Regions from separate parts of the Homo sapiens genome. Here region 1 is linked to region 2. The links are chromatin loops, found by intact Hi-C in ENCODE. Cell type or tissue: HepG2. All regions are shown on one strand. Each heading gives the region's core, and the rest is flanking DNA. Links, peaks and the distances in the headings are about the cores only.

Evidence for each region. Peaks named below come from ENCODE experiments on the same cell type or tissue, not always from the same donor. Only the 100,000 strongest peaks of a DNase experiment are listed, where the experiment ranks them.
Region 1: it touches region 2 in a loop (2.4-fold over the local background); 8 of 110 quality-filtered maps call a loop at or near these places.

What each region holds. Positions count from the first base shown.
Region 1 is chr16:4,494,471-4,503,821 of GRCh38, forward strand. The region is part of intron 1 of HMOX2 (heme oxygenase 2); the gene reads left to right. It overlaps LOC124903636 (a long non-coding RNA gene), which reads right to left and starts at 1,220. Exons shown (of 3, transcript XR_007064964.1): 1 at 812-1,220. RefSeq lists a silencer at 5,838-6,132. In HepG2, for the core only: no CTCF peak of the experiment used is centred there; DNase peaks (open chromatin) are centred at 6,001 and 6,931.
Region 2 is chr16:4,559,779-4,569,129 of GRCh38, forward strand. The region is part of intron 1 of C16orf96 (chromosome 16 open reading frame 96); the gene reads left to right. It also overlaps the pseudogene SUB1P3. Among named protein-coding and RNA genes, the nearest start is that of C16orf96, 8.1 kb to the left of the region's middle. In HepG2, for the core only: no CTCF peak of the experiment used is centred there; no DNase peak of the experiment used is centred there; H3K27me3 peaks cover 2,304 bases.

The DNA of each region.
Region 1 (9,351 bases), core at 1,001-9,000, 65 kb before region 2:
TTTGCTAAGTAATCACTGTGTCACTTAGATTTTCTGCTCTTTAAGTGTGGTTATGAGATGTGTTCCAAACAATTTGTTACTAACCATGAAGTTGATGAATGCTTTGCCTTTAAAAAAATAAGTTTGGGTGGGGTGCAGTGGCTCATGCTTGTATTCCCAGCATTTTGGGAGGCTGAGGCAGGCAGATCGCTTGAGTCCAGGAGTTTGAGACCAGCCTGGACAACATGGTGAAACCCTGTCTTTACTAAAAATACAAAAATTAGCCAGGTGTGGTGGCGTGTGCCTGTAGTCCCAGCTGCTTTGGGGGCTGAAGCAGGAGGATCACTTGAGCCTGGGAAATCCAGGCTGCAGTGAGCTATGATCACACCACTGCACTCCAGCCTGCGTGAAAAAGTGAGACTGTCTAAAAAAAAAAAGTTTGGCCAGGCATGGTGGTTCATACCTGTAATCACAGCACTTTGGGAGGCCAAAGTGGGAGGATTGTTGAGGCTAGGAGGTCAAGACCAGTCTCGGTTTGATTGGGTTAAACATTATCCCTGTAAGTTGGCTCTCATTCTGAGAAGTTGTTTAGAGTAGAAGAGAGGGCTGCATTTACAGCTAATTGCTAGTAATTTCACATCATCTGCAATATATTTTCTGGACACTCTGCCCGACTAGTCCTATGGGACGTTGTCATTCATGTGCAAATCAGGCCCTATATACTAAGGGAGGAAAACAGTTGAGGACCTCCTTTTTTTAGGCACTCTTGGTGCCTTGTGCATTAAGATAGTGAGTCAGAGGATAAGAAGGAAGCAGATTCCATTCCCCTTACCACTCTTTGGGTGTAGGCAGGGCCTGCTGGTAGTGCTGGGAAAGCCGACCATCCTTCTTTGAGCAAGTCCAATAGCTGCTGCTGCTAGTTCTGTCCCACCATAGGCACAGTCTATGTAGGATGAGCCAACCATATGTGGAGTTACTGGTTCTTGGTCTGGGCTTGTTCCTTTCCCCAATTTCAGTCCCCACCAGAATCTGGGCAGTCATTGTGAAGAAGCCTAGGAATAATACCTTACTCTATAGGCCTGTGGAAACGTGTAAAGATACCTTGCAGGCCCAGAGTGAGAAATTGGAGCCACCTTGTTCGATTGACCAAAGGCTTGTCCTATGGAGTTACTAATTTTACAGGAAGTTTATGTTAACATACTTTCTATCCATTGCACTACCATTTCTGAGGCACAATATATTTCAGTAGGCAGAAAGATAGAACTGCTTAGATTTTAAATACTCAATACATGCTTGACACAGTTTAGTCTATTTCTCTTCAGTTACTATGGCAGTGGGTGCTATAGAGATGTGCAGACCCTATTGTGACCTCCCTTTGGTATAGGGATGCTCTGGAGCCCCTGGCTTCATTGTCCACTAAGGTCTGGCAGGTCTGATTGCCTCTTTTCAGGCACTGAGTGGTGGGGTATGCCATCCTCCCCTGCTGGAACCAGCCTTGGCCTGCCCTGTTAGTCATCAAAAATAGATCTCACCAGGGAACAATCTTCTCAGGTTGTTGTGTAATTTGAGTGAGCCAAGGTGAGTGTTTTAGGGACAAGCAGCATCAACTTCGGAATCTTCAACTGGGCCTGAGCACTTATTTCTCAGAAATAATAGAATCTTGCTCACTTTTCTTTCTTTTTTTTTTTTTTTTTAGATGGAGTCTCGCTCTGTTGCCCAGGCTGGAGTGCAGTGGATCAGTCTAGCTCATTGCAGCCTCCACCTCCTGGGTTCAAGAGATTCTCCTGCCTCAGCCTCCTGTGTAGCTGGGATTACAGGTGTGCGCCACCACGCCTGGCTAATAATTCTATTTTTAGTAGAGTTGGGGTCTCACCATGTTGGCCAGGCTGCTCTCGAACTCCTGACCTCAAGTGATCTGCCCGCCTCGGCCTCCCAAAGAGCTGGGATTATAGGTGTGAGTCACCATGCCTGGCCTCTTGCTCACTTTTCATACTAAAACAACAAATTACAGGCTGTAGTTTAACCTCTCTACTGCATGCATAAATGCAGTGTGGTACGAGTGCCTCTGTAGCCCATAACTTCAGTTTCCTTGTTGCTAGCAGTCTGTGGTGACACTATACTAATCTCACATGCAGGAACCAATGAGGATTAGCCAGGGACACAGGAGGAGTCACCTTGCATTCAGAATGACTCAAGTTTAGTCTCAACTTGACCATTAGCTCTCTGAGTGATCTTGCCCATGTTAATTCTCTTGATCTTAGTTTCTTCAGAGCCAGTGAGACATTGCTTGAAAGTGACTTAGCCTGGTATACCCAGGTCTGTCAGACTTATAGTCTGGTGCTCTCTTGGGTGAACTTGAGGGCCTTCTGCCAAGGCAGGAATGGCTTCTTTTAAAAAAAAATTATTTTATTATTATTTTTTTTTTTGTAGAGACGGGGGGTCTCACTATGTTTCCTAGGCTGGTCTCAAACTCCTGGACTCAAGTGATCCTTCAGCCTCGGCCTCCCAAAGTACAGAGATTATAGGTGTGAGCTACCAGTACCAGCCTCCAGGAATGGCTTCTAAGGCTTCAGGCTGTTTATAGAGAGGAAAGCACCTGGGAGCTGATGGCACTCTCAGGTTTCCCAAAATGACAGTTCTGCATATGCATCTTAATCACCTACTTTTTTTCCCTCCACCCCCAAATGCTATTCACAGTCCTTGTTTATGATAGAAGCTGAAGCTTACAGGTGACAATTTTTGTGCCTGTATGAAAGGAAACATGACTGACTCCACTTATCCACACGACACCTGCTTTCAAGGTTGTTCAGTGTTGGAATAATTTTTGCTTGATGGTAACCTAGGGATGACCCAAGGTTTCATTAGTTAAAGCCAGCCCTGTGGGATGCATGAAGTCTAGCCTCTGTCCCTGTAAAAATCCCACCAGAACCATTTTAGAATTCACTCAGGACTTCACCCCTCCCGCTCCTGGTGCTGCTTATGGAACTAAAGAATCCTCATCTTCTCAGCCCTGGGACACATTGTCCTCATATAAAGCGAGGTGGCAATCAGGGAACAGGGGCGAGTCTTGTGCTTATTTCAGTTATAATAGGAAGGCTCTACCAGGACTCATCATTGTCCCAACAATAGTCGATTCCAGGCCCCTTCTTTGAACTCATTTCAGTGTCTCAGGTTCTGTCCTTGGTGTCTGTCTTCACTGCTTGCTCAGTTGTATTTGAACATGGCTAGAGATGAGCACACTTCTCTTCTCCAGTAAAAAAGCCTGCAAGAAAAGTCTTGGACTTCTTGAACTGCTATTCAGTTGTCTTTTTTATTCAATGTATTTTTTGAGATGGAGGGGGTCTCACTTTGTTGCCCAGGATGGTGTTGAACTCCTGGCCACAAGTGATCCTTCTGCCTCAGAGTTCCAAAGTGCAGAGATTACAGGCTTGAGCTACCACAACCGGTCTCTTGTCAGTTTTTGAGGTTACTTAAGAGGTTAATGCCTTTAAATTAGTTTGCAGTTGTTTTGCTTTTGCCTGCCTTCTTGCCCAAATGCGCAAGTGCTTATTTAGTAATCTGACTCAAGTGCTTTGTGTCCCCAGAGTCCCCACTTTTCCAGGATTCATTGTCTTTTTTTTTTTTTTTTTTTTTTTGAGACACAGTCTTGCTCTGTTGTGCAGGCTGGAGCGCAGTGGCACTGTCGGCTCACTGCAACCTCCACCTCCTAGGTTCCAGAAATTCTCGTGCCTCAGCCTCCCAAGTATTTGGGATTAGAGTCACACACCACCACACCTGGCTAATTTTTTTATATTTTTAGTAGAGATGGGGTTTTGCCATGTTGGCCAGGCTGGTCTTGAATGCCTGACCTCAGGTGATCTACCCGCTCGGCCTCCCAAAGTGCTGGGATTACAGACATGAGCCACCACACCCGGCTGGATTCAGTCTTAACTTGCTCTTTTTTTTTTTTTGCATCTCACTCCCTTGCCAGGCTGGAGTGCAACGGTGTGATCATAGTTCACTGCATCCTTGAACTCCTGGGGTCAAAAGATCCTCTTGCCCCAGTTTCCCGAGTGGTTGGGACTACAGGTGTGTGTCACCACGCCTGGCTAATTATTTTATTTTTCGTAGAGACAAGGTCTGACTGTGTTGCCCAGGCTAGTCTTGAGCTCCTAGGCTTAGGTGATCCTCCCACCTTGGCCTCCCAAAGTGTCAGGATTATAGGTGTGAGCCACTGCACCCAGCCTGGATTTGCTCTTTTATCAAGAGGTTAATATTTATTCTTCCGTTCAGTGAACCGTGGGATTGAATTCCCCCAGCGATTGAAATGAAAGGGCTTATGTATAACATTTCCTGAGGAATGGTAGTACCAGAGTTCAGAGGAGACCTCAGGCCATTTATTCTATAAACTCAGAAGCTGTAGTTCTAGATGATGTGGCTTCTTCAGGGTGTTGAGAAGTCTCTGTTATCTCGTGCCTTGTTGGATTAGAACTGATTGAGCTCTGTCTGCTGCCCCAAACATGTGGCTCAGCCAATCTCCAGTGGCATCTGCAATGTGGGTATTCTAGCCTCCAGTGCTCACGTGGCTCACCTTAGAAAGGGCAGATATTCCTATTTCCTGACGCTGCTGGAGAATGAGGTCTGAGTCAGAAGTCCTCAGGTGTGACCTGCCCAGAACTATCTGAAATTGCTGGATTTCTTGTTCTTCCTCAGTGTTTAACAATCACCCAATTGCTCATTCTCACCAGCGACTTCCTCAGTAAGAGCTCAATATTTGAGGTGGTGCTGCATTTTGTCAAACATTCATGCGTGTTAGCCCACTTAGTCTTCGCAGCACACAGTGGATTAATGGATTTTTAAAAGCTGGTATTTATGCACGATGGAATACTACTCAACCATAAACAAGAAGGAAATTCTGTCATTTGTGACTACATGGATGCATCTAGAGGACATTATGCTAAGTGAAGTAAGCCAAAGAAAGAAAGACAAATGGTGCATGATATCACTTATATGTGAAATCTGAAAAAGTCAGTTATAGAAGGAGAGTGTAACATGTTGGTTACCAGCGGCTGGGGGAAGGGAAGGGTGGGTGTGGAAAGGGGAGATGTTGATCAAAGGGTACAAAATTTCAGTTAGGAGAAATAAGGTCTGATGATCTGCCTTACAGCATGGTGACTATAGTTAATATGGTTAATATTATAATAGTATTGTATACTTCAAAATTGGTAAAAGAGTGGATTTTAAAAGTTGTCACCACAAAGAAATGATAAGCATGTGAGCTGATGGATATGTTAATAACCCTGATTTAATTATTCCCCAATGTATACATGTGTCCAAACATCACACTGTACCCCATAAATATAATTGTCAGTTAAAAACTTAGGAGTCAAGTCAGATCTGAAGAGAAGTCAAAACAGATTTCATACAGTTAATTTAGAGACATGGGACCCAATTAAAAATTTGTATTACTTTACTTGGTATTTTAGAATTTAGCTGTTATTTTCTTGTTACACACACAGGCACAGGCACACAAATCCTCTATTTAACTGGCTTTCTCAGTAGGAACTCCATCTGTGTATTTGCAACAGCTGTAACTCAGGTTGGATGCTCCCCAGGGTGCTGGCCTATAAGTCATATTGGACCCTGATCTGAATCTGAGGGAATCTGGATCTCTCTTGTAGGAAGCTTTTGGTTTAACTGGGAAGACAGGATGACAGTCAGTTGTGGAAGCTGAAGCGTAATCACCTCATATTAATATGGTGGCAATTTTATATCGGAGTGAGCTCTGAGCTGCAAACAGCCTTCTAGGAAGCAGGCAGGGGACCCCCATCCAGGGTGATGGTAAGAATCCTGATGCCCAACTGCAAGGTGTTCAGCAGGGAGGGAGCACTCGTGGAGTCCCAGTGCAGAAGTCTCTGAGCAGCCACTTAGCCTCCCTGTGTTTGTGGGGTAACAACCCGAGTTCATGTTGTGGGCATCTCATGCAGTGTAGTAGCTGGTCACTGTCAAGTGTCACTATTTCATTGAGTCAGAAGCCTGCAGAATTGTTCTCATTCCAGGGAGTGAGTCAGTCTGCTGTTGCTTACTCTCGGTGCTGGCTGAGCTCAGCAACCTGCTCTCTTCCTTCAGTTCAGGTTTCTCCAGGGCAAAGAAGTCTTTATTGTTCCTTTCTGTATGACCAGATGGGAAATGAATTATAATATAGTCCTTAGATTATATTCCCACCTGGTAGCAATGCACTGAGTTACCTGACCTGAAATTTGTTGGACTTAGTCTCCATGGAGGAGGATTTACCATCTTCGTTGTCTCAGAAGTCCTGGTAGTGCCTCATGCCAGCAATTTAGCAGGAGCAAAAGCTTTGAGACAGTGTTCTGGATCTGCTGAGCTGGTCTAAAGGAACCTCTTTTGCTTGAAGTAACTGTGATAGGAACTTTGTTACTGCTTCTGTTAGCTCAGGTGTTGGAATGAGAATCAGCAGCTGATGAGGTGAACAGCTAGGAGTACTGGAATTATGGAGTAGTGGAGGTAGATTTTATAAACAGAGGGTCCCAGTTTTTTGGAAATGGGAAAGAGAGAGGGTAGACTGGCCTTTCTAGAATTTGTAACAGAAAAGAGGACCCAGGAGCTTCCATTGACTAGTTAGTTAATGCAGTGCGGGATCTTAGCTGGTTTGCTTGGTCCAATTCCTGTCTCTCGGTTTCTTTTTTCCCTTCCCTTCGCTGCCTTCCCCTCCCTCTTCCCTTTTTCTTTCCAAGAGAATTGAGTCACTCCATATAAAAGAAGCAGCCAGTTGGCTAAAAAGTCCAACAAAAAACAAGTATTTATAGCTCTCCAAATTTCCCACTTGTCATTATCAGTATACTTTTGCACACAGTTATAGTCGGTGTTTGGGATCCTTTTTAAAAAAATAAAAAGTTTCTGTAGGCTTTTCCATGCATGAACACAGCTTATCAACTTGCCCCGGCTGTGCCAGGATTCCATTGTTGACTGTTGTTTGAGCAGTCATGCCCTTTGTTCTTAGGCTGTGTGTTGTTTTTTTCCTAACATCATAGTATGGCTGGGTATTATTTTGATACAGATTACAATTACTATTACTATTTCTTGAAGTGTATTTCCCAGAGTGGAATATTTTAGGATCTTTTTTTCTCTTTTGTGGGGGTGGGGAACATGTAGCTTCTTGTGGATATTAGACATTGAAGTCTAAAAAGGTTCTATATTTATGATTTGGCCCTCAATTTTCTAGAGATTCCAATGGTTCCTGCAAAGAAAAGAGCATTCAAGTATAGAAACCAGCCAGACTAAGTCTGGACATGTAGCTTTTCAGAAAGTGAAAAAAAATTATGTTTCTGCAGTTGCAAGGTGGCCTCTGAATGCCACACTGTGTGGCCACTCCCTTGGACAGTGGCTAGGCCACAGGGTCGCCTCCCCTGGCCCCAGTCTGTGGGTTGAATATGCTAACCGAGCCTTCCCAGGAGCCTCCTCTGCCCCCAGCCCCCAGGTCTGTACAGATGGTAGTTGGTACTTTCAGCCCGCCTTGAGAACTCAGTATTCTTCCTGTTAGCTTTCCTTCAAAGTAAAATCGGTAGAACCTATTTTGAGTGTAGAAAATTTGAAGTCGTGGACAGCAGATTACAAAAAATTGCCCACCACCATGCCTGGCTCATTTTTGTATTTCTAGTAGAGATGGGCTTTCACCATGTTGGCCAGGCTGGTCTCGAACTGCTGACCTCAGGTGATCTGCCCACCTCGGCCTCCCTAAATGCTGGGATTATAGGTGCGAACCACTGTGCCTGGCTCCTTTTTGTATTTTTCGGAGAAGCACAAGGACTTGTTGTTTAATTAAGCAAGACTATACTCTCCCAGAGCATGCAGTTATTATTGAGTAAAACACAGTTAATGAGATTTAATCACGTTCCCTATCACTGTTGTGCAGCATGATAAGTAGGTGCAAATGGCAAGAAGCACGCTGAAGTTACTGCAGTTGGTAACCTGGGCCATGGATGGCACTTGTCTTTGCCTCATTTTGCCTGTAAGAAGCATGGGGCCTGTGGTCCTGGGGTACCTGGACCCTCAGCCTGGTGTGTGTGTGCCCTCAGCCTGGTCCTTTACTTCCATCACCCATCTAGAGGCTCCAGGACCCTTTACTGCACCCCTCCCTCCTCTAGATAGCTCAGTGTTTTCATCCCAGCACCTTTTTCTCTGCTGCCTGAGAACTGAGCAGCCAGAGACAAATTTTGGCTCTCAGGGTCCTCAAGGGTGTACAGCAAAGCTGTTCTTATTATTTAAAGTATTTTATTTATTTATTTTTGAGACAGAGTCTTACTTTGTCGGCCAGGCTGGAGTGCAGTGGCATGATCTCGACTCACTGCAACCTCTGTCTCCCAGGCTCAAGAAATCCTCCTACATCAGCCTCCCAAGTAGCTGGGATTACAGGCTGGAGTGCAGTGGCTCCATCTCGGCTCACTGCAACCTCCGCCTCCCAGGTTCAAGCGATTCTCCTGCCTCAGCCTCCTGAGTAGCTGGGATTACAGGTGTGTGCCACCATGCCTGGCTAATTTTTGTATTTTTAGTAGAGACAGGGTTTTACCATGTTGGCCAGGCCGGTCTCGGACTCCTGACCTCCTGATCTGCCCACCTCGGCCTCCCAAAGTGTTGGGATTACAGGCGTGAGCCACCGCGCCCGGCTAGCAAAGCTGTACTTTTACCAAAAAAAAAAAAGAAAACATTTATAAATCAAGGTCTGAAGGCCCATGTGAGGCTTATTCTACAGCTTGCAATGCCTGTTTTTGCCCCTTGGTAAGTGGACGCACAGCTGGGCAGCCTTATGCTATCTCTGTGAACTACCCATTTCTGGCTTTGTTCATAATATTCCCTTGATCTGGAGGCCCTCCCCCAGCCCTGCCCCAAATCCTGTCTGTGTTGAGGGTCCTGCCCCAGGAAGCCCTCTGCATACTCTTCCCTGCATGTAATACCTGCCTGCTTTCACATTCTTCTAGACTGTGCTGTGCATCGTACAGTTCATCAGCATTATTGCAGAGTAGAGTGTCTCTGATTTGGAGTCAAGAGAAGGTTCCATTTTTCTGTACATCCCGATGTTTATTTTCTGAGTGTTCTCAGACATCACTAAGCCTCAGTCAAAATAAAGTATGATCATGATGTAACATTCATTGAGTGCTTATCACATGGTAGGCATTGTGCTATATGAGTTATTGCTTGACTTCCTAAAATAATCCCAGTAGAGATGCTAAATCTAAAGGTGAGAGAGATGGTTCAAAAAGACCTCAGTGAGCAAACCATGTACTATAATATCCTAAAAGATAACAAAAATGTAACTAGGTATCTAGAGAAAACTCAGGAAGGATATGTGCCTTGGGCCTTTTAAGGACCATTTCT
Region 2 (9,351 bases), core at 447-8,446:
ACAACCACTAATCTGCTTTCTGTCTTACGGATTTGCCTATTCTGGACATTTCATCTAAAGGCATAATCTGTGTATTTCATAGAGACAGAAAGTAGATTAGTGGTTTCCAGAGGCTCAGGAAGGGGGGAACAGAGAGAGACTGTAACAGGGACGGGATTTCCTTTTAGGAGAATGAAGTGTCTTGGAAGTAGATAGTGGTGTACATACCAAATGCCCTCAAATTGCACACTTCATTTTTATTTTATTTTTATTTTTTTGAGACAGAGTCTCACTCTGTCATCCAGGCTGGAGTGGACTGGTGCAATCTCTGCTCACTGCAACCTCTGCCTCCAAGGTTCAAGTGACTCTCGTGCTTCAGCCTCCTGAGTAGCTGGAAATACAGGTGCGCGCCACCATGCCTGGCTAATTTTTCTTTGCATTTTTATATATATGTTTGTTTTTGAGATGGAGTCTCACTCTGTTGCCCAGGCTGGAGTGCAGTGGTGTGGTCTCAGCTCACTGCAACCTCTGCCTCCCAGGTTCAAGCAGTTCTTCTGCCTCAGCCTCCCAAGTAGCTGGGACTGTAGGTGCCCGCCACCACACCCAGCTAATTTTTGTATTTTTAGTAGAGACGCGGTTTCACCATGTTGGCCAGGATGATCTTGATCTCCTGACCTCGTGATCCACCCGCCTTGGCCTCCCAAAGTGCTGAGATTACAGGCATGAGCCACTAAGCCCGGCCAATACTAAAATATTTTTATACTTTAATATTATGGGTATTTTACCACAAAAAAAAGCAGAGATTGGCAGAATAGATAAAAAACAAACAAACACACAAAAAAAAAACATGACCTAACTACTATATGAGGTTTGCAAGAGACACATTTAAGATTCAAAGACACAAATAGGGCCAGGCACAGTGGCATGCACCTGTAATCTCAGCTCTTTGGGAGGCTGAGGCAAGAGGATCACTTGAGCCCAGGAGTTGGTGATTGCAGTGAGCTCTGATGGCCCCACTGCACTCCAGCCTGGGTGACAGAGTGAGATCCTGTCTCTACGAAAAAAAGACAAGACACAAATACGTTAAAAGTAAAATGATATAAAAAGATATTCCAGCGGGGCACAGTGGCTCACCCCTATAATCCCAACACTTTGGGAGGCTGAGGTGGGTGGATCACCTGAGGTCAGGAATTCAAGACCAGCCTGACCAACATGGAGAAACCCGTCTCTACTAAAAATACAAAATTAGTCGGATGTGATGGCACATGCCTGTAATCCCAGCTACTTGGGAGGCTGAGAACGGCTTGAACCTGGGAGGTGGAGGTTGTGGTGAGCCGAGATTGCGCCATTGCACTCCAGCCTGGGCAACAAGAGCTGAAACTCCGTCAAAAAAAAAAAATTAGCCTGGCGTGGTGGCGGGAGCCTGTTAATCCCAGCTACTGGGGAGGCTGAGGCAGGAGAGTCACTTGAACCCAGGAGGCAGAATTTGCAGTGAGCCAAGATCGCGCCACCACACTCCAGCCTGGGTGACAAAAGCGAAACTCCATCTCAAAAAAATTAAAAAATAACAAAAGATATTCCTTGCAAGCAGTGACCAGAGGAGAGTGGGATCTTCTCAGACAAGATAGACTTCAAGACAAAAATTGTTACTAGAGACAGGGCTGCCTGGGGTGGCTGAGGGCAAGTTATGAGGGCCTTGCAGGCAGGATGGGCAGATACCAGGATCCAAGGTGCCGGCACTCCAGAGGCAGCTTGCCCCCTGGCCTGCCTTGATGGATGAAGGCTTCTAAAAAGCAGCTCAACAGGGCAACCCACCCAGCTCACAAAAGGGGCTCGTGGACAGGTTCAGACCTAGCTGTACAGCCTTCAGGACTGTTTGTGCAGCTAAGGAATGTCCCCATCATTAGAGAATCTTGCCTTGTCCCAGCCTGATTGAAGTTGCCCGAGGTTCCCACAATGACCCATTGAAGGGGGTTGCCATGGCAGCTGGTTCTAGAATGATGCAAACTGCACAGCTAACTGTCTGCACCCACCAACTAGTGAGGCTGCCGGGGGGTCGCCTGGCAAACAAACGTGTTTTACAATGTTCCTTTCGCGAGTCCCAGTCTGCCTCCTTCAGGCCTCGGTTTTTCTCCCCTGTAATAATAACCTCTTGCAGCTGGCCTCACAGGCGAAAACAAGGGATGATGTCAGCTGTTTGTTGTTGAAACTGTTTCGTCTAACCCTGTTTCCATAACATTGTGGGTCCAAGGCTTAGGGTATTTTTTTAAATTGTAGAAAACCTTTAACTTATTGGTCTTTTTGAGGGAATGAGATGCATCGCCACTGCATTACAACTAAGCCATTAATCCTGTAGCTTCATCAACATTAACTGGTTCACTTTCATGATGCCAATGGGGAATCAGTTCTTTCTACAGATGTTCAAGAGAAAAGATTGCCAGGTGTGGTGGCTCATGCCTGTAATCCCCGCACTTTGAGAGGCTGAGGTGGGAGGATCGCTTGAGCCCAGGAGTTCAAGACCAGCCTGAGCAACATGGCGAGACTCCCTTTCTACCAAAAAATTTTGAAATTGGCTGGGCATGGTGGTGCACCTGTAGTCCCAGGTACTCAGGAGGCTGAGGCAGGATTGCTTGAGCCTGGGAGGTCGAGGCTGCAGTGAGCTATTATTAATATTACAGCCTGGACAATGGAGCAAGACTGTGTCAAAAAAAAAAAAAAGAGAAAAGCCTTTTGAGAAGAGTGCAAGTTCTTTTATATATTTACAAAACCTTTATTCACTCAATTTTTTTGTTTGTCTTTATTTTTTAAGATTGTATTACTTGATTTTATTTTACACTAGGTGGTGGGCACACAAAGCAATCCTTAATAAAGTTGACAATTAGCTTCATTCAACATTTTTAATAATGCACATATAAAAAAAGTATTCATCTTACAAATTCTTCTGCAATCCAAACATATAATAGCTTGGAGAACATTTAGAAAACAAAAGCCAATGTAAAAAGACAGATTAAAACAACTAGAACAGTACAGGTTTTATTTATATGGCTCGAATTTTACAGGTTTCTTACTGTATCATCAGTGTCAGAAATCTGTTCTGTCAGCTGGCTCCATTGTTCTGGATTTAAAGAAATACCTTTTCTTCCTGGTTTCATTTCACCTTCAGGATCCATCCAATATTCTCCAATATCAATTAGCACTTTGCCTTTAAAATCTTGAACGCCAACGTACCTCATTTTCCCAATCTGAAACATGTTACCATCTCTGCTGCTGCTCCTCTGTCAGAAGATGACAGAGCTCTCCAAGTTTCGCCTGTCTTTTGCTTCTTTACAGGTTTTTCTGGAGCAACTTGCTTTTTCCTCTTTAAGTTTTTGTCAACCTCACTGTCAGAATCACTGCCAGAAGAGTTTGAAGAAACAAGTTCCTTTGCTTTAGGCATCGCTTCGCTCGGCTCTAGCAGTGGAACACCCTCTTGCTCGTTCGCTCATGACTGACTCGTTTGTTTTTATTTTTAAGGCAGGGTCTCACTCTGTCGCCCAGGCTGGGGTGCAGTGGCTCGATCTCAGCTCACTGCAGCCTCAACCTCCCGGGCTCAACCCTGGAGGCAATCCTCCCACCTCAACCTCCTGAGTAGGTAGGACTACAGGCCTGTGCCACCACACTGGCTAATTTGTATTTTTTGTAGAGACAGGGTGTTGCCATGTTCCCCAGGCTGGTCTCGAACTCTTGAGCTCAAGTAATCCTCCCACTTCAGCCCAAAGTGCTGGGATTACAGGCTTGAGCCACTGCGCCCACCCTCTGTTAACCTTTTTTTTGTTTGTTTGTTTGTTTTGAGACGGAGTCTCGCTCTGTTGCCCAGGCTGGTGGGCAGCAGCATGATCTTGGCTTACTGCAGCCTCTGCCTCCTGGGTTCAAGCGATTCTCCTGCTTCAGCTTCCTGAGTAACTGGGATTACAAGCGTGCACCACCATGCCCAGCTAATTTTCGTATTTTTAGTAGAGACGGGGTTTCACCATGTTGGCCAGGCTGGTCTTGAACTCCCGAGCTCAGGTGATCCACCCGCCTGGGCCTCCCAATGTGCTGGGATTACAGGCATGAGCCACTGTGCCCGGCCTCTGTTGACTTTTAAATCATAACATTTGTCTTAAGACTAGTGGTAACTGCCAGGTGTGGTGGCTCCCACCTGTAATCCCAGCACTTTCGGAGGCCGAAGTGGGCGGATCACCTGAGCTCAGGAGTTCAAGACCAGCCTGGCCAACATGGTGAAATCCCGTCTCTACTAAAAATACAAAAATTAGCTGCTAGTCGGGAGGCTGAGACAAGAGAATTGCTTGAACCTGGGAGGCAGAGGTTGCAGTGAGCCGAGATTGCGCCACTGCACTCCAGCCTGGGAGACAAAATGAAACTCCATCTTAAAAAAAAGAAGAAGAAAAGATTAGTGGTAACTGGTTTTGCTTTGTTTTTAGCCTTAAAGTGTTTTTGGCTGGCTTTGTGAAGTCCATTCGTGGACTTCTGCCCTCCTAATTTGTTCTTGGCCATTGTCAGACTTGGTTGGATATGTGCACGCAGCTTCTGCAGCTCAGGTGATGCCATCTGCATGCACTGGGTCCAGGAAGTCCCCGGGAGAGGGATCCAGTCTAAGGGGATGCTAACAACCTATTGTTGCTTTCTTTATTTCTAAACACCCTCCCCATTTTACTCCCTCAGAAACTACAAAGCACCTGCTGTATATTGTACAGGTTAAAATGATGTCACATTTAAATTGGATTTTTAAGGCTGGGCGTGGTGGTTTACGCCTATGATCCCAGCACTTTGGGAGGCTGAGGCAGAAGGATCACCTGAGCTCAGGAGTTCCAGGCCAGCCTGGCCGATGTGGCAAAACCTTGTCTTTACTAAAAATACAAAAATTAGCTGGGCATGGTGGTGCGTGCCTGTAGTCCCAGCCACTCGAGAGGCTGAGGCACGAGAATCGCTTGAACCCGAGAGGTGGAGATTTCAGTGAACCGAGATCGCGCCGCTGCACTCCAGCCTGAGCGACAGAGCAAAACTCCATCTCAAAAACAATAAATAAAATACAAATAAAAATTGGGTTTTTAACTATTTTGTAACATTGCTTAAAGGTGTGGAAGACACTTTGGGGTGTTAGAGGACCAAGGTTGCCATGATTGCAGTAATGGTAACGAACACTCAGATGTCATTGGTGTCACCTTCACAGTGTCGTGAAGTGCTCTTACATTCCTCGTTTCCGTGGAGGGAAATGTTAGCATTCCTGTTTTCCAAAGTCCCACATGTGACCGTGTGGACAAGTCTAGCTGCTTGTCTGAGGGGGTGTTTGCCTTAGCCCCTTTTTCAGGCCTCTTAAGGCCTTTGTAAGTACTGGGCCCTAGCTGAACCCCAGCATCCTTAAAGCCCTCTTGAGAGAGAGAGAGAGCAGGTTTGGACAAGCCCTGCCTCGAGGACTATGGCATGGGTCAGCTTCTGGAAGGGCAACTGTCGGGGACGCACTTTCCCTTGAACTCAGCACCATCCAAGCCCTGAATGTGGCCCAGTCACCCTGGGCAGAAAAAAGACCTCAGCCACTTTCCCCACAGCTCTCTCTCCTGCCCCTTCTTCCCCAGGACAGGAGTCCAGAGCATGTCCCCTACATGTGAGACAGCAGGTGGGTCTTGGGTGAGAAACCTCTCACTGCATATCACACAGAGGGGGAGGTTGTAGTAAGCTGAGATGGCACCACTGCAATCTCCACGCAAGATGCAGGGAGTCTGGCTCTGGCGCCCAGGCTGGAGTGCAGTGGCACAGTCTCAGCTCACTGCAACCTCCACCTCCTGGGTTCAAGTGATTCTTGTGCCTCAGCCTCCCGAGTAGCTGGGATTACAGCTGCCCACCACCACACCCGGCTAATTTTTGTATTTTTCGTAGAGACGGGGTTTTACCATGTTGGCCAGGCTGATCTCGAACTCCTGACCTCAGGTGATCTGCCCACTTTGTCCTCCCGAGGTGCTGGGATTACAGACATCAGCCACCACACCCAGCCTCGTTTCTACCTTTTGACTGTTATGAATATGCTGCTATAAGCATTCATGTACAAACTTCTGTTTTGTTTTTAGGGACAAGGTCTTGCTCTGTTGCCCTGGCTGAAGTTCAGTGGTGCCACCATAGCTCACTGCAGCCTCAAACTCCTGGTCTCAAGCGATCCTCCCATCTCTGCCTCCCAAGTTTCTGGGACTACAGGCGCTTGCCACCATGCCTGGCTAATTTTTAAGTTTTATGTAGAGATGTGGTCTTGCTGTGTTAACAGCCCACGCTGGTCTTGAACTCCTGACCTCAAGCACTCTTCCACCTTGGCCTCCGAAAGCAGTCGGATTACAGACGTGAGCTACCATGCCTGGCCCATGTGTGCAAGTTTTTATATGGACCTATGTTTTCATTTCTTTTGGGAATATACCTAGGATTAGAATCAGAGATCATCTGGTATCTCTATAATCTTGTGAGGAACTGCCACACTGACTTCTAAAATGGCTGCACAATTTACATTCCCAGCAGCAGTGTATGAGAATTACGATTTCTCCTTATGGTTAACAGCACTTAGTATCTGACTTTCGCTTCTGACCATCCTACAGAGTTTGAAGTGGTATCTCATTGTAGTTTTGATTTTCATTTCCCTGATGACGAATGATGTTGAGCATCTTTTCTTTTTATGTGCTTATTGGCCATTTACACATCATCTTTGGAGAAATGTCTATTCAGATCTTTGCCCATTTTTAATTGGGTTATTTGTATCATTGAGTTGTAAGAGTTCTGTATATATTCTGCATATACTGGGTCAGATATATGATTTGCAAAATGAGGTTTTCTCCCATTTTGTGGGTTGTATTTTCATTTTCTTGCTGGTGTCTTTTGAAGCACAAAAGGTACTTTTTATTATGACTTTAATCTCTTCACTTGTTTTAGGTTTACTCGGATTGTCTATTTCTGCTTGAGTCAGTTTTAATGATTTTCTAGGAATTTGTCCATTTCACCTAAATTATATAATTTGTCCACAGGCAATTATTCATAGTATTTCTTTATAATCCTTTTTATTTCTGTAGAGTTGATAGAATGCCCTCTCTTTCATTTCTGATTCTAATAATTTGAGTCTGATTCTTGGCCAATCTAGCTAAAAGTTTGTCAATTTTGTTGACCTTTTCAATTAACCAGTGTTTAGTTTCATTGATTTTTCTGTACTATTTTTTTATCCTCTATTTCATTAATTTCACCATATTCTTTGTTATTTTCTTATTTCTATTTGTTTTAGGTTCAGTTTGCTTTTCTTTGTTCCAGTGTCTTAAGGTGGAAGGTTAAGTTATTGATTCAAGATCTTTCTTTGTTAATATAGTCACTTACAACAATAAGTGTTCTAAGTGTCTAATCACCACTTTAGCTGCATCCCGTAAGTTCTGGTGTGTTGTGCTTTCATTTTAACTCATTTCAAATTAGTTTCTAATTTCTATTTCTATTGTGATTTCTTCTTTGACATATTTCTTTTCTTTTTTTTTTTTTTTTTTTTTGAGATGGAGTCTCGCTCTGTCACCCAGGCTGGAGTGCAATGGCGCGATCTTGGCTCACTGCAAGCTCAGACTCCTGGGTTCACGCCATTCTCCTGCCTCAGCCTCCCAAGTAGCTGGGACTACACGTGCCCGCCACCACGCCCGGCTAATTTTTTTTTGTATGTTTAGTAGAGACGGGGTTTCACCGTGTTAGCCAGGATGGTTTTGATCTGACCTCATCATCCGCCCACCTCGGCCTCCCAAAGTGCTGGGATTACAGGTGTGAGCCACCGCGCCCGGCCTTCTTTGACATATTCCTTTTGTGATTTCTTCTTTGACATATTTGTCATTTAGTAGAATGTTTTTTAAATTTTTACATGTTTGTGAATTTTCAATAGTTTCTTCTGTTGCCTTTTTTTTTTTTTTTTTTTTTTTTTGAGATGAAGTCTTCCTCTGTCACCAGGATGGAGTGCAATGGCATGACCTTGGCTCACTACAACCTCTGCTCCTGGGTTCAAGCAGTTCTCCTGCCTCAGCCTCCCGAGTAGCTGGGACTACAGGCACGCACCACCACACCCAGCTAATTTTTGTATTTTTAGTAGAGATGGGGTTTCACCATGTTGGCCAGGATGGTCTCGATCTCCTGACTTCATGATCTGCCTGCTGTAGCCTCTCAAAGTGCTGGGATTACAGATGTGAGCCACCACGTCCGGCCTGTTTTTGTTTTTTGTTTGTTTGTTTGTTTTAAGCCCTGTCTATGGGAGCCATTGGCAATCCAAGAACTTTTTTATTTTATTTTTGAATTATAGAGACGGGAGCTCACTATGTTGCCCAGGCTGGTCTGGAACTCCTGAGCTCAAATGATACTCCTGCCTCAAGCTCCCAAAGTGCTGAATTACAGGCATGAGCCACCATACCTGGCCTCTTCTGTTGCTTTCTAATTTAATTCCATTGTGGTCAGAGTATGTATTTTGCATAATTTCAGTCCTTTTGAAATTTGTTAAGGCTTGTTTTATGGCTTTACCATATGGTCTACCCTGGAGAGTATTCTATGTGCATTTGAGAATAATATGTATTCTACCATTGTTGAGTGGGGTATTCCGTAGATATCTGTTATGTCTAGTTGGTTTATACTATTGTTCAAATCTTCTCTTTTCTTGCTGGCCTTTTGTTTTGTTAATTTTATTTATTTTATAGTGACAGGGTCTCCCTTGGTTGCCCAGGCTGCTCTGGAACCCCTGGGCTCAAGCCATCCTTCCACTGCAGCTACCCAAAATGCTGGGATTACAGGTGTAAGCCACTGAACCCAGCCTCTTGCTCTTCTTTTTTTCTTTTTCTTTTCTTTTTAATTTTTTTTTTTTTTTTTGAGACAGAGTCTCACTCTGTCACCCAAGCTGGAGGGCAGTAGTGCAATCACAGCTCACTTCAGCCTCAACCTCCTGGGCTAGGAAGATCCTCCCATCTCATCCTCCCAGGGACCTGGGACTACAGGCATGCACCACCACGCCTGTCTAATTTTGGTATTTTTTTGTAGAGATGGGAGACCGCTATGTTGCCCAGGCTGGTTTCGAACTCCTGGGCTCAAGTGATCCACCTGCTTCAGCCCCCCAAAATGCTGGGATTACAGATGTGAGCCACTGCACCCAGGATACTGTTCTTTTTATCTCGGGTTTTGTTTTTTCGAGATGGAGTCTTACTCCATCTTGTGTGACTTACTCAGATGGAGTCACACAGGCTGGAGAGCAGTGGCATAATCTTGGCTTGCTGCAACCTCTGCCTCCGGGGTTCAAGTGATCCTCTCACCTCTGCCTCCCAAGTAGCTGGGATTACAGGCAAACACTACCACGCC